2 separate regions of the Homo sapiens genome follow, and region 1 is linked to region 2. A link is an interaction called in ENCODE POLR2A ChIA-PET data of the cell type or tissue named here. Cell type or tissue: MCF 10A. All regions are shown on one strand.

Evidence for each region. Peaks named below come from ENCODE experiments on the same cell type or tissue, not always from the same donor. Only the 100,000 strongest peaks of a DNase experiment are listed, where the experiment ranks them.
Region 1: POLR2A ChIA-PET joins it to region 2 with 5 read pairs; 2 of 35 experiments call an interaction of 5 or more read pairs at or near these places.

Annotation. Positions count from the first base shown.
Region 1 is chr4:139,486,320-139,494,319 of GRCh38, reverse strand. It overlaps a transcript of SETD7 not described here. Among named protein-coding and RNA genes, the nearest start is that of RAB33B, 36 kb to the right of the region's middle. In MCF 10A, no CTCF peak of the experiment used is centred here; no DNase peak of the experiment used is centred here.
Region 2 is chr4:139,592,515-139,600,514 of GRCh38, reverse strand. It overlaps LOC105377622 (a long non-coding RNA gene), which reads left to right. Exons shown (of 6, transcript NR_171655.1): 6 at 1-3,907. Among named protein-coding and RNA genes, the nearest start is that of QKILA, 27 kb to the left of the region's middle. In MCF 10A, no CTCF peak of the experiment used is centred here; DNase peaks (open chromatin) are centred at 304, 4,014 and 4,334.

The DNA of each region.
Region 1 (8,000 bases), 110 kb after region 2:
TTGTGGGGCCTAGAATAATGAAAGGTAGTGAGAGAGTACATTCAATCTGAGATGAAAAGATCTGGACTCAAGCCCTTGCTCTATTACCTATGATCTTTGTGCTCTTTAACCATCCTCCCCCTTTATAGATTAATCAAATAAGACTTGCCTCGTCTATTTCACAGGCTTGTTTCAGATACAGTGCAGATGACCCTAGTGGCAGATACTGTGGATTGCCTACCCAAAAGACATTCACAAGCCATTTTCCCCTTGTCTTCCTGTGCCTAAAATAATTACATTCCAAGGATCTCTTGCAGCTAAGGCTGGCCACCAGATTCAGTTTTGGCCAACGAGAGGTCAGGCAAGGGAGGCAGGCAGTCACTGAGTGAGCCTCCAGAAAAGTTATGTACAAGAAGTAGAGTCCATTGGCATGCTGCCTTCATTGCTTACCCTCCAACCCACTTTTCACAAAGTAATCAGAGTAATGTAAAACAGTAAAGCAGCCAGCCGCAGTGGCTTACACCTGTAATTTCAGCACTCTGGGAGGCCAAGGTGGGTGGATCACTTGAGCCCAGGAGTTCGAGACCAGCCTGGGAAACATAGCAAAACCCCATCTCTACAAAAAATACAAAAAGTAGCCAGGCCTGGTGGTGCATGCCTGTAGTCCCAGCTACTCGAGAGGCTGAGGTGAGAGGATCACTTAAGCACAGGAAGGCAAGGCTGCAGTGAGCTGGGATTGTGCCACTGCACTCCAGCCTTAGGCAACAGAGTGAGACCCTGTCTCAAAAAAAAAAAAAAAATAGTAAAGTACATCTTGCCATCACCCTGCTGAAACACTTCAATGGCTTTCCATTGCAGCTAGAATAAAATCCAAGCTATTTACAATGGACTGGCTCCTGCTCCCTCTCCAGTATCATTCAGTCCGTTCTCCCCCACCCACTGTACTCCAGCCAGACCTTCTGTTCCTCAAACTTGCCAAGCGTTTTCCTGGATCCAGGCCTTTATACCTGCTGATTACTCTGCCTGTTTGCCTCTAGCTCTTTGCATAGCTTCTCTCTGTCACCCTTCAGCCCTTGACTCACACCGCCCTCATCAGAGGTGCCCTCCTTGACCGTCATGTCTCAGAAGGCCTCCTCAACTTATCTGCTGTCTTACCACCCAAATTGTTTCATTGTTATCCCTAATCCACAGTTATTTTGTGTATTTGTTATTCCTCTGTCTTCTAACACTGTAACATAAGCATCACTGGGGAACAGCCTTTGCCTGTCTTGTTTATTGCTACATCCTTAGTCCCTTACACAGTGCCTGAAACATAAGGGATGCTTGTTTAATATTTATAAAATAAAAGAATGAACTTTCCCTATGAATCTCCATCTCCTAATTTATTCCTCTTCATCAAAGGAAATGCAAGGCTAAACATGAGTGCATAATGGGAATAACAAGTGTTAACACAGGATTTGTGTGATGAGTGGATGACTTCCAGGAAAAAGCAATCAGAGGAGCCAATTTGGTGGTAAAAAAGGAAAGAAAGAAAAAGGAAGGAAGGAAAGGAAGGAAGGAAGGAAGAAAGAAAAAGAAAGAAAGAGAGAAAGAGAAAGAAAGAGGGAGGGAGGGAAGGGGGCAATTGTGATTGGATGAGAGCAGAAAGTAGCGGAAAATGCTGTGTCTGCATTGTCAACCAATAGCAATTTGGATTGCCACAGCTACAGACACCTCAGGAGGTCTTGGAAGAAGGCATGGGGAGGAGAAGGCAGCCTAATCAAGGTGACATACCTGCTTCCTGCAAATTCAAAATCACATGCTGGGGTGAGGTGGCTCTCACTGTCCATATGAATTTCCATTTCTTTTCACTTCCTTTCTTTACCCACCTTCTCTATTCTGCCTCCGCCTGCTACAATTCATCTCCTTTAAGGTTCCCTGTATTGGATAAATTTTAACCCAAGCATTAGGCAGCACACGTTTCTGAGAGGAGCAGAGGCTGCAGAATCAGACAAGCCTGGCTTTAAATTCTTGCTGTATTCCATTGCTCTATTCCTTCTAGCAATATTATTTTAGTAAAGTTAACTTCTCTAAGAGAAGCAATAATACCTGTCTCATAAAGGTTATTGTGAAGATTAAATGAGATACTACATTAAGAACTTGCCCCAGTATGGAGCAGAGTAATAAAGTTATATAACTTCAAAACAAGCAGGGTGAGGCTGGGGAGGAGAGGGGTGGTTAATAAGAAAAAGAAAAAAAAACAGTATTTGTTAAAAACCTACAGGAGACATCATATTTAATGGTGAAATGTCAAAAGCATTCTACTTTAGATAAAGAACAAGACATGGATGTCAGCTGTCACCTCTCTCATTTAATAACATGCTGGACATCTTGCCCAGTGCAATAAAACAAGAGAAATGTAAAAAATTTATAGGAGGTGGAAAGAATGAAAAAAACTATTTTTATTTGAAGGTGATATAATTTTTGTAGAACACCAAAAAGAATCTCCAATAATTAGGATTAATAAATGTTTCACTTGGTTCTTCAATCCAAAATTAATATATAAAAATTGGCCAGGTACAGTGGCTCACACCTGTAATCCCAGCACTTTGGGAAGACAAGACAAGAGAATCGCTTGAGGCCAGGAGATCCAGACCAGCCTGGCCAACATGGTGAAACCCTATCTCTACTAAAAACACAAAAATTAGCCGGGCATGGTGGCACACACCTGTAATCTCAGCTACTCGGGAGGCTGAGGCACAAGAATCGCTTGAACACTGCAGAGATCGTACGTAGTGAGACGAGACAAGATCACACCACTGTACTCTGGCCTGGGCGACAGAGCAAAACTGTCTCAAAAAAAAGAATTCAATCAATCAAACCCTTTAAGAAGAAAATTATAAAACTTCACTGAAAGACATTAAAGAGGCAGGGGATGGTGGCTCATACCTCTAACCCCAACACTTTGGGAGGCAGAGGTGGGAGGATTGTTTGAGCCCAGGAGTTTGCAACCAGCCTGGGCAATATAGCAAGACCCTGTTTCTACAAAAAGTAAAAAAAAAAAATTAGCCAGTCATGGTGGGGTGCACTGATAGTCCCAGCTACTTGGAATGCTAAGCCAGGAAGATTACTTGAGCCCAGGAGTTCAAGTCTGCAATAAGCTATGATTAGGCCACTGCACTTGACAGAGTGAGATCCTGTCTCAAAAAGAAAGAAAGACTTAAAGAAAACCTAAATAAATGGAAAGATTTACCATATTCTTGGCCAGGAAAACTCAATATTGTTAAGATATTGATTCTCCTAAGTGGACTGATAAATTCAAAGCGTTCCAATCAAAATCCCAACATTGTTTTTTATTTGATGAGTTAAATCTAAAATTTAGGTAAACAACAAAGGCCCCAGAATTACCAAAACTGTGGATGAAGAGCAAGATGTGGGACTTGACCTACCAAATATCAAGATAGAAAGCTTTAGGAATTAAGGACGTGTAGTACCAGCCCAGAAACAGACAAATAGGCCAATTAAATGAAATAGCCCAGAAACAGACCCAGGCATATATGGAGCCTTCATTGATAATAGAATGGTCACTATCGTTCAATAGGGAAAAAGTGGGTGACTTAATAAATGGTGTCAGGACAATTAGATATTCATATAAAAAATATAAAATTAGATCCTCAATTCATACTATATAAAAATCAACTATATGTGGATTAAAGACTTCATTTTTTTAATGTGAAAAATACAGCTATAGAACATTTAGAATAACATATAGATGGAACAGTTTTTTTACTTCAGAGTAAGAAAAATGTTATTAAACAAGACACAAAAGCACACACCATAAATAAAATTATCAATAAATTCAGTTGTATTAAAATTAAGAACATCTGTTCTGGCCAGTTGTGGTGGCTCACGCCTGTAATCCCAGCACTTTGGGAGGCTGAGGCAGGTGGATCACCTGAGGTCAGGAGTTCGACACCAGCCTGGCCAACATGGAGAAACCCCATCTCTACTAAAAATACAAAAACTATCTAGGTATGGTGGCGGGCATCTGTAATCCCAGCTACTTGGGAGGCTGAGGCAGGAGAATCGCTTGAACCCAGGAGGCTGAGGTTGCAGTGAGACAAGATCGCACCACTGCACTCCAGCCTGGGCAACAGAGTGAGACTCCGTCTCAAAAAAAAAAAAAAAAAAATCCGTTCTTTGAAAGACACTGTAAAAAGAGTGAAGAGACAATCTATAAATGGAGAGAAGATATTTGCCTCACATATGATCGGCGAAGGAATCATATCCAGAACATATAGAACTTTTACAAATCAGTAAGAAAAAGACAAAGAACCCAACAGAAAAATAAAAGACCTGACAAGAAATTCAAGAAAACAAAGACATTACCAGAATTTAACAAATAAATGAAAAGTTGCTCATTAGTAAACAGAAAAATACAAACTAAAATCATTAGAATCCATTTTACTCTCACTAGATTAACAAAACATCATTTAGTTGGATAATAACAAGTGTTGTGAAGTCCTGCCTCAGGACCTTTGCACATGCTGCCTGCTTGAGCTGGAATACTCTACCTTTACATCTTAGCAGGGCTTGTTCCTTCACTTCATTCAGATCTGGTTCAGTTGTTACCCTACTAAGAGGCTTTTTCTGACCATAATATCCAAATAATGCCCTTCAGCCTCCAACATTCTGTAGCCTGTTACCTGCTTTATTATCATTTTCAAAGCACTTGTTAACATTTTGCTACATTTATTCTCTGTGTGTGTGTGTGTGTGTGTGTATGTACACATAAGGATTCACACACATTTGTTATTATTATTTTGCAGAACCTTTTGAAAGTAGGTAGCTGACATACTAAGTGATTTTCAGATGGCGAACACTTTGGGGAAAAGGATGATTATGTAGAAAACAAATAACATTCAAATAGAGCATACTGACTGTGAAGAGGTGGAGATTATTATAAATCTTCAAGACTACTGTAAGCAGAATTAAGGAAATTAGATCCCCCTCACCGTATAGTTATTGTTATTTTGCAGAACATACTAAAAGCAGGTTGTTGACATCAGGACACTTCACCCCTAAATACTTCCATATGTATCTCCTAAGATTCTCCCACTTAACCTCAATACTATTATCACAAGTAAGACAATTGACAATCATTCCCTAATACCATCTAACACGCAGCCAGTATTCAAATTTCCAAGTACTCCTTTTAGAGGTCATAATCATATCAATTATATTGAAATGCACCCATGGTACCCTAAGGTTTTTCAGAAAATTTTTTAAAAGATAATTTTACTTCTGAAATAATTTAGCTACAATCAAACCACTTAATTTGCAATCAGTTATAGTTTCTTAGCAAGCATAGTACATGCTTGGGAACTCTTTTGAAGGAAAATAATCTAATCCACTTTGTTGGATTGAAGGACAATAATCTAATCCAATTGTTTTCAAATATAATTACATTATATTTTTATGAATACTAACATTTTATCAACTACTAATGTTAGCATTAATTTTTAGTTTGCAGATATTTAATTAAATGCTCTTTAGTTCTGTTTTATTCATTTTTATTTTCATATTTTGGGGTCAATTCTTTTTTTTTTCAGGTCTCAAAAATTTTTATAGGCCATCTGAAAGCTCCTTGGTCCTAGGCATGGTACAGAAGCTGCCTGTAGAGGCCTTGCTGAGGACAGGAGATAGCTTTCAGTGCATGGCGTCTGAAATAGAAACTGACTTAAACCCAGCACTTTCTCCCCACTAAGGCAGCTTCTGTGGTTCAAGTTCTAAAAACTGGATGGGCAGTGAGAAGTCCTGAGGCTCAGAGGGGAAGAAAGAGAGAAAGGTGAAAGCGGTTTCTGGGAGACATCGCTTTTCTGCCTGTGTAGCTTTTTAATGTGTCATTCATGGTGGAAATTGTCTTTGAGAAGGTAACAGGACATCTTCTGAGCAAAACTGGTCAGAAACTCCAGATTGAGGCACGTCGTTTGGAGAATCTGTTGACTTGTTTTGTTTTGTTTTGTTTCTGCTAAGGAGTATATCTGAAATTGAGGGTATTTAATTAGAAATCATTCAAGGCCATATAAGGTTCTGGCTGCAGTAAATTGGGGATAATGAGAGATAATACAAAATACACTAGGAAGTACAGAAGTTTGTATTAGAAACTAGTTTGTCAATTGCAGAATGAAGTCCTCCTTATGTTTCTAAGAGGATTTAATTGGTATAAGTCAATCTGATAATAAGTAAGTGTCTTAAGGCTTAAAAGGGAGCAGGTATTGTTATCATCCCCACTTTGCAGGTGAAAAACTGAGGCTGAGAGAGAGTTTCAGCTGTTTGTAGGAGTCTTGGCTGAGATGCAGCTGGCAGAACTGGATCTTGTTTGCTATCATGATACAAGAGAAAGAGATGAGGAATTCAGTATTTTAAGTTCATTGTATTTTTTAAATTCAGAAATGCAGATTTGTTTTCTTTTTCTTTTTCTTTTTTTTTTTTTTTTTTTTTGAGACAGAGTCTTGCTCTGTCACCCAGGCTGGAATGCAGAGGCACGATCTTGGCTCACTGCAACCTCTGACTCCCTGGTTCAAGCTATTCTCCTGCCTCAGCCTCCTGAGTAGCTGGGATTACAGGCACGCACCACCACACCCACCTAATTTTTGTATTTTTAGTAGAGATGAGGTTTCATCATGTTGGCCAGGATGGTCTCAATCTCCTGACCTCGTGATCCGCCCGCCTCAGCCTCCCAAATGCAGCTTTGTTTTCTTAAGCATAGCAGAGACATTACAAGCAAAGTGACTTTTAATTTTTTACTATCATGTAACAAAACTCTCAGAAGACACATATTCTAGGCAAAGTCTTAGTGCAATTTGGCCATAGCACCATGCTAGGCATAAATTGCTCATTTTCACAAACCATGACTCACCCATCATGTCAGGAACATTTTCCTCTTGTAAAGCTCTTGGAGCCAAATTGTTAAAGAATCAAGAGGAACACTTCAGGATATGAGTGATTTTCAAATGGAAAACACTTTGGGGAAGAGAATTATTTTGTAGGAAACAAGTGACATTCAGTTACAAGATACTAACCACAAAGATGTGGAGACTATTCAACCTAATGAAGGCCACTATAAGCAGAATTAACAAGGCTAGGTGCTCCTTTTCCCCACAAGAATACTCTAGGGGGACTGGAGCAAAGGGAAGATGCTTAGTATAATATAAATCCTCAAGCAGTGGCTCCTGTCTCTGCCTCTTCCCATGCAGCAAAGAGGCCATGAAGCCATGGAGCCACAAAGCTGAAGAAGACACAACTGTCCCTCCGTAAAGGGCTGTTGTACAGACCACTGACACTCTTTAGATCACACCCTTGTCAGAAAAAGTGTTTCAGCAAGCACTTCCAATGCATGTTCATTGGTTCACCGAAAATTATAATCACAAACCATACTAGCTAGTAGATTAAGAAACATTTACAAAATAGAAATTTAAAAGGATGAGGATGAAATAAATAATTTTTAAAATAATTTGTATTTCTTTTCACTTACCAGTCAAAAAAAAAAACCTGTTTATTCACAGATACCCAGCCTATTTTATTGATAATATTTTCTTTTTCTTTTTTTTGAGGCAGAGTCTCACTCTGTTGCCCAGGCTGGAGTGCAGTGGCACTATCTCAGCTCACTGCAACCTCTGCTTCCCGGGTTCAAGCGATTCTCCTGCCTCAGCCTCCCGAGTAGCTGGGATTACAGGCATGTGCCATCATGCCTGGCTAATTTTTGTATTTTTAGTAGAGACGGGGTTTCACCATGTTGGCCAGGCTGGTCTTGAACTCCAGACCTCAGGTGGTCCTCCCACCTCGGCCTCCCAAAATGCTGGGATGACAGGCGTGAGCCAGTGCACCCCTGCACCCATCCAATAATATTTTTCAAAGTCATTTTTTGAAATTAAATATGCTTCATTATTTTGAAAGTTTTGATTTACTACTTCATGATGAAGCAAGGTGAAGGTTGTTTCTAAATGCAGTTTATGTTGATGCTTGCATTTAATAACTAT
Region 2 (8,000 bases):
CAGGAGGCTGAGGCACGAGAATCGCTTGAACCCAGGAGGCAGAGGTTACAGTGAGCCGAGATCACGTCACTGCACTCCAGCCTGGGCAACAGAGATAGACTCTGTCTCCAAAAAAAAAAAAAAAAAAAAAGTTAGGATGGTAAATTTAATGTTATGTATACTTTTCCACAATTGTTAATTAATTTTTTAAAGTGCAGCTTCTGATGGCACACGTATCTCTCCCTCTTCTTTGTCTCCAGAAGATGAGAGGGAGCATGAGACAGCAGATAGGATGCGTCATCTTATTGCATTTATTTCTGTAGACCATGCATTGAGGCTGTCTGACCTTCAATTATTCATTAAACAAATATTTACTGAGTTGAGTACGTACTACATGCCAAGCATTGTTCTAGAGGCTGGAGTTACAGCAGTGAACAGAAAAAGATCTCCCCAGTTCCCTAGTCACAGGGATCTCACCTTCTAGCAGGTGGAGAAAAACAATAAGTAAATAAGCAAGTAAGATATATGGTATTTATATGGCAATAAGAGCTATGGAGAAAAATAAAGCAAAGAAGGAGGAAGAAGAAGAGTGTTTCAGGGTTGTATTTTTAAATAAGGTGGTCAGGGGAGACCTCACTGAGAGGATGGTATTTGAGTAAGACTTGAATGAGATTAGGGAGTTAGCTATTTAGGTATCTGCAGGAAGAGTGTTTCAGACAAAATAAAAAGTCAGTGCAAAGGCCCTGAGGCAGAAACATGAATGGGGTGTTTAAGGAAAAGCAAAGGGGCCATTGTGGCTGAAAAGGTAAGCAGCAGCAGAGAGACAGTCTAAGAAGAGGTTAGAAACATCACAGAAGCAGCCCAGATCATGAAGGTTGAGACGGAGTCTCGCTCTGTCACCTAGGCTGGAGTGCAGTGGCACAATCTCGGCTCACTGCAACTTCTGCCTCCTGGGTTCCAGTGATTCTTCTGCTATACCTCCCGAGTAACTGGGACTACAGGCACCCACCACCATGCCCAGCTAGGTTTTATTATTATTATTAGTAGTAGTAGTAGAGACAGCGTTTCACCATGTTGGCCAGGCTGGTCTCAAACTCCTAACCTCAAGTGATCTGCCCACCTCAGCCTTCAAAAGTGCTGGGATTACAGGCGTGAGCCACCCTGCCTGGCCCCATTATTTGTAAGAGTTTGACTCATACTCTGAGACAGTAACTAGAGGAATGATATGATCCAACTTCCATGTTAAAAGGATCACCAGGGGTTGGAGGCGGGGGTGTCAAGGGCAGGATCAGGAAGACTAGTAGGACTGCAATACTCCAGGCAAGAGATGCTGAGAGCTCAGCCCAAGCAGGTAGCTATGGAGGTGGTAAGATGTGGGCAGATTCTGGGTATATTTTGAAGATAGGGCCAACAGGATTTACTGAGAGACTGGAGGTAAGGCTCCACAGAAAGAGAAATAAGAGAAACATTAAAGATGACCGTATCGGTTTCCTGGGGCTGCTGTAACACATCACCACAAACTTGGCGGCTTAAAACAACAGAAATTTATTCTCTCACAGTTCTAAGGCCAGGAAGTCTGAGATTAAGGGGTTCTTGCTTCCAGGGGCTCTAGAGCAGCAGTCCTCATCCTTCCGGGGCCGGTTTTGTGGAAGACCATGTTTCCACGGACAGGGGCAGGAGTGCCGGGGGAGAGAGGCAGCAGGGTGGTGGGTGTGTGTGTGGATGGTTTCGGGATGAAACTGCTCCACCTCAGATCATCAAGGATTAGTTAGATTCTCATAAGAGCACGCAACCTAGATCCCTCACGTGTGTGGTTCACAATAGGGTTTGCATTCCCATGAGAATCTAATGGCACTGCTCTGACAGGAGGTGGAGCTCAGGTGGCAATGCTCATGGGGCCGCTCACCTCCTGCTGTGTGGCCCAGTTCCCAACAGGCCATGGACCAGTACCATCGCAGCCCAGAGGTTGCAGACCCCTGCTGTAGAGGATATTCTATTCCTTGTCTCTTCCAGCTTCTGGTGGATCCAGGCGTTCCTTGGCTTGGGGTTACATGACTCTAGTCTCTGCCTTCTCCTCTTTTCTGTGTCACCTGTCCCTTGTAAGGACAACTGTCATTGGATTTAGGACCCACCCAGATAATCCAGGATGATTCCACCATGAAATCCTTAACTTCATTAAATCTGCAAAGACCCTTTTTCTGGCTTACACAAAAATGCTTCTGGTTGTTTTAAAAGATAAACCAGTTTTGTTTAACTTTGTTTACTGCAGGCACTAGAAGTGCAATTGGCCCTCTTGAAATTTGGGATTATTTAAAAATAAAGGCTGGGAGCAGTGGCTTATGCCTGAAATCCCAGCACTTTGGGAGGCCAAGGCAAGTGGGTCACCTGAGATCAGGAGTTCAAGACCAGCCATGGCCAACATGGCAAAACCCAGTCTCTACTAAAAATACAAAAATTAGCCAGATGTGGTGGCAGTTGCCTATAATCCCAGCTACTTGGGAAGCTGAGGCAGGAGAATTGCTTGAACCTGGGAGGCAGAGGTTGCAGTGAGCTGAGATCGCACCATTGCACTCCAGCCTGGGTGACAGTGAGACTCCGTCTCAAAAAAAAAAGATCCTTTTTCCAAATCAGGTCACATTCTCAGGGCCTGGCGTTAGGATGTGGACATACCTTTTTGTGAGCCATGATTCAACTCACTACAGTGACTCTTATTTTAATCTGAGCAACTGTAAAGATGAACTTGCCATTAACTGAGATGGAGAAGAATGCCAGTTTGGGAGAGAAGTCCAGGAGCTCGGTGCTGGACATGTCAGGGTTGAGATGCTTGTCTGACATCCAGTGGAGCTGATGAGTGGGCAGCTGGGTGAATAAGCCTGAAGCTTGGGACAGAAGTATGGGTTGGAGATGGAAATACGAAGGTTCCCAGATGTGGACAGCATCTAAAGCCACGGACCCATGGTCTCAACCAGGGGAGGAGTGTGGACAGAGGAGAAAAACATCAGGGACTGAGCCCTGGGGCACACCAGGATTCAGAGGACCCAGCCAAGAGACTGAGAAGGAGCAGCCGGGGAGAGAGGAGGCAAAACAGCAGAGTGTGAGGTCCTAGAAGGCAAGGGAGGGAACTGCTTTAAGGAGAAAGGAGTGATCAACTCACAGTAGCAAATTTTCAGAACTGGGCATTCAAGTAAAAGTTGAAATTTCCTATGCAGTTTCCTGTAACAAGATTGTGCACTTTTCATGTCACTCCCCTCTTATGATGTGGGAAAGGCAGTGACATCTGCTTAAAATCATCACTAATACCCTTATGTTATAATGAAGCATATTTTCAAAGCGTGTCGTTACCATTTTTATCAGCATAGCTTTTCCTTGGTTCCATGTTCTATGTCTACAACTCAGAAGGGAAAGAAAGGCACATGTTTCAGCCCCACATGGGGTCAGGAGAGACTGTTATGACTGAGTCCTGAGCTGCTGTTGCCTGGAGTCACACCATTTTCCTAATTTTTAGTTCCTGCGGTAAAAGTCTTGTCCTTAACAGCAGCGGGGGCTGTGTGAGGAAAATCAATCAGGGAAACTGTTTTAAAAGGTTTTAAATGATTACCAGAGCATAGTATAATCACTTCAGGAACCAAGACAACAATTTGACAAGTGAAAAACTCCCCAAATTCCACTGGCTTGCCTGAAAGCCTGTTACAAAAAAACAAACATCTGACAAATCAATCAATCTAGCTTAAACATCCAAACAGAGGGCTTTGTCACTGAGTGAGGGAGAAGCAGCATGAGATGACTGGGTGGGTTTTCCACCAAATGGACATCCAGAAGAGACAACTTAAATCTTGAGCTGTTTGGGAGGTTTTTAGTGAATGATAATGAATGGTTAAATTAGAGAACTGAGTGCTAAATCCTGAAGAATAAATATGTTTTGTGGAAATTGTTTTTGTGTCTCTGCAGCCAAAATATCTCAGGCTTCACTCATCTGTGACCACAAATGCAATTGCATCAATATTAATATCCAAATCTCTATGACTCACAGCCTCCACCAGCTTGACTTCAAAATCCCCCTCCCTTAAGTGTATTTGGGAATCCTCAGGGTGTGTACTGTATTTATAGTGTCCCTAAACTTGCATGCCTGGCCAAGAAGGGACTCAGCCCCCACCCCAGAGAAGCCTGTCCAAGCTGATGGCCTCTAGTGGCCTCTCTGCCCACCTGGAGTCACTTGTCCACCTGGGTGCCCACAGGGCTGTATCTCACATCTGACGCCTGTGGAGCTGGGACTACTCTGAAACTCCACCTAGGAGACAAGCCTCATCTCCCTTGTGAAGTAAGAACACTCCCTGGCTACTCCCAGTTGGAGGGTTGACAACGAAAGGTCTCTTGAGCCTCAGATGTCACAAGCCTTAGTCACAAGCTCTTTCAATTTAGGCACAAAGCCCTTTTTTTTCTCCCCCAGGCATGAAGTCGTGCTGCCTGGGTGGGAAGCAGTTCTGGAAACAGCCCTCTTGCAGCCGTTCTACTTGAGTCTGCCTCACTGACAGCAGGTTCCTCTCTTCCTCAGAAGGCTTCTTACCTCTCAGATATATCAATAGTTGTGAATAGATTGATGGGAGGAGGCTACCACCTAACTTTACTTTCCAGAATCTCTGAGTCTCCACTGTCTCCAGCTGGGATACTTTTTTTAGAAAGTCTTTTGTCTTTTTTTAAATTTTTCATTGATATGTAATCATTGTACATATTTATGGGGTACAACATGATGTTTCAACACATGCATAAATTACGTAGCGGCCAAATCAGGGTAATTAGCATATCCATAACTTTAAACTTTTATCATTTCTATGTTATGAGAACATTCAAAAACCTCTCTTGTAGATATTTTGAAATATACAATACATTATTGTTCATTCTACCCATCCTACTGTGCAAGAAAAAATTGTATTAAGGATTGAAAATGTTCTGTCTATAATGATAGCCCAGTAGACTATTTTCAATTCTAGCAAAAGACAGAAATTGTAGGGAAATAGAAGCAGCAGTCAAAACCTTTTGGAAGAGATCCTCTGTTCCTGTTCCTCTGCAGGCCTCCATGCTCTCCACCTGAGGGAAACCCATGGCTTGCTTAGAGCAGAGCTGGGGACACCAGTGGGATTATTCCAGCCTTCACCCAGTCTCCAAGAACCCAAGCAAAGAGAGGGACTCTTTAAGTGGAGACCAGAAGTATTTCTTTCTTTACCCCCAACTCCCTCAGATACACACTATTTGGGTTATTTTGCAGAAAGGAAAGGATTCAGCAATCCAGAGCTTTTCAATAATCGGTCAAATTTACAATAGTAGTGTTAATAAGAAGCAATTTAATTTCTTTGAATATTTACTATGTGCCAGGCACTGTGCTAAACATCACACACACACACACACACACACACTCTCTCTCATTTAATCCACACACCAAGATTATGAAGTAGATTTATTATCCCAATTTTGCAGGAAAGTAAATTGAAGTTCAGAGAATTTTCATCGTCAAGACCGCACAGCTGATAAGTGTTGACTTGAGAAGCCCAACCCAGTAGAACTCCAAAGCCTGGGCTTTTAACCCAATACCATATTAGCTCTTCACATTCAGATGTAAATATCAATTCAAACTCTGGCTGGAAAAAGAAAAGCCCTTCACAAAACACTATTTTATTACAAAAAAAAAATTTTTTTAGAGATAGGGTCTCACTATGTTGCCCAGGCTGGTCTTGAACTCCTGGGCTCAAGTGATCCTCCCGCCTTGGCCTCCCGAAGGATTGCAAGCACATGTCACTGAGCCTATACATAAAACACGATTTTATTGAGTTCCTGTGGACATTATTGCAGTTTGGTCTGTGTTCCATGAAGACTAGTGTGAGTGAGAAAAACACACATCCTGGGGCAGATCCTTGCAAGTTGTGATGCTAGGAGGCCTTAGGAGATCTCATTTCCCTGAAGCCTCCATATCTCCAATGACTGAAAAACGTGAAGTTGCTTGGCGTACAACTCTCTAGGGAGAGCCATGTATGGTGCAGAGCTCTTCCCAAAAGTCTGGAGGCTCTGGTTTTACTTGATTCAGTGGCTGTGTGTCCTCAGAAAAGTGTTGGTGCCTCCCAAGGCTTCCTCACCCCATATCTAGAAGACCAGGCTGAGGCAGCAGGTGAGGTAATGCTCCCACCACCCGCCCTGAGGGAATGTGCAGGAGATTGGGCGAGGCTGCTGAGAGAAATGTTCTATATTGCCAGAGGATAATGCTTTTTATTATTTCAGAAACCAATGAGTTTTGTCTCTCAGGCTATCACTCTGCTTCTGTTCATCACCAAGTAATTTCACTAAAAATGAACTCAGAAATGAAAAATAAAATGGCCATTAAAAATTTTATTACTGTACATGCCCAGTGGCTATTTTAAAATAAAATCCCTTTGAAATTTTATTATTTACATTTTTTCCATCAAATGGTTGGGATTGTTTGATGGATTAAATGAAACTCCACTTTCGAATTATGTTGCTTTTTAACTGCCAAAAAAATGAGGTATTCGTTTTTAGCTCTGCTTCTCATCCAAAAGGAACATCAAATTCAAGTCTAGAGAAAAGCAGTTGTGACGATTTCCTCCTTTTCTACAACATAATTGTATAAGAATTTTAAATAAATCAGTTCAGTTATTAACCTTCAAGAAATGAGGCAAATGTTAAAAACTAGGATGGCAACCAAGACTCACAAGCACCTGGAATCCTTGCAGGAACTGTATGTTGAAGGTTTGTGATAAAATGCACCGACAGAACCAATTCATTTGCATCGCATTTTATAGGATACTAAGTAGAAAAGCTAGTGTCATAATTTTATTATCCTTGTCCCTCATGCATTCTGCATTATGAATTAATGTAGTAATGCAGCATTGAAATCAGCCTGAAAGGAGTAAACATGAAGCTCAGAGCATCTTACTCTAAGGTACATCAATTCTGTCAACTAAAATTTACATCGTTGTGTTATCTCACTCTCTTGCCATAACCTAATGACATCAGAGGCACTGAATCTGGAAACCCTGAAGTGACAGGACTTGCCTCTGTGCTGCATGTAATACTTAGGAGAAGTAAAAAACTGGAAAGAAAACCCACCCCTTGGGAAATGGACAGCCAATGGGAGATTGCTTTGGTGATGTCATGCCTTTTCTCTCTGGTGTGTCCTTGGTTAAATAGAAACAAAGATAACAGTAATGTGCTCCAAGAGTTTGTGAATTCCTTCTGCCTGAGCAACTCCTAGCACTTTGCAGTCATCTCATTGATCTCAGGAGGTGAACATGATCACTATTTAGAGAATGGCAAGGCTTTAAGACGTGGCAACAGGCGAAAGCCCAAAACGACAGATGGGCCATAGCTGCCTCAGAACAGCAACATGACTCTCTCTGTCCCTAGGGTATGCCAGTCTCCCTGGGATGGGTGGCATTACCTGCATTTTTCAGTGATGGTGGGCAAGGACCACTCCAGCTAACAGAGGTGGTGGCGACCCTCCAAGAGTGAAGATGGGCTCCAGGGCATGGCTCTAGCATCTAGTTTCACTACCTCCAGTCTCTCCCACCTGAGCCATTCCAGCCTACCTCCAACAAAGCACAACACTGACCACATCTCTCTCCTGCTACAAATACAGTTCTGGCATCATCGCTGCAATCTTGTCTTTGCAAATTTAGTACCAGCTATTCTCTACCCACACTCCTGCTCCAGCCCAGCCCGACTATTCCCTCACTCACACCTGCGCTTTCCCACCTCTGAGCCTTTTTCACACTGTTCTCTCTGCCTGCAGTGCTCTTCTCTCTCATTTGTATACCAAGTCCTATCCAGTTTCCATGTGACACCATCTTTAATGTGTGTCCCCATCCACTTTTTCCTCCAAGGGAAAAAAACCTCTCTTTAGTCTAAAGATGTAAAAAGGTGCAGGATATGGTGTAGTGGTGCTCAAATATTTTTGCTTGTATATTCCTCAAATAATTTTCTTGTAAGACCAGAAATGTGTAAGGAGACCAAAATAT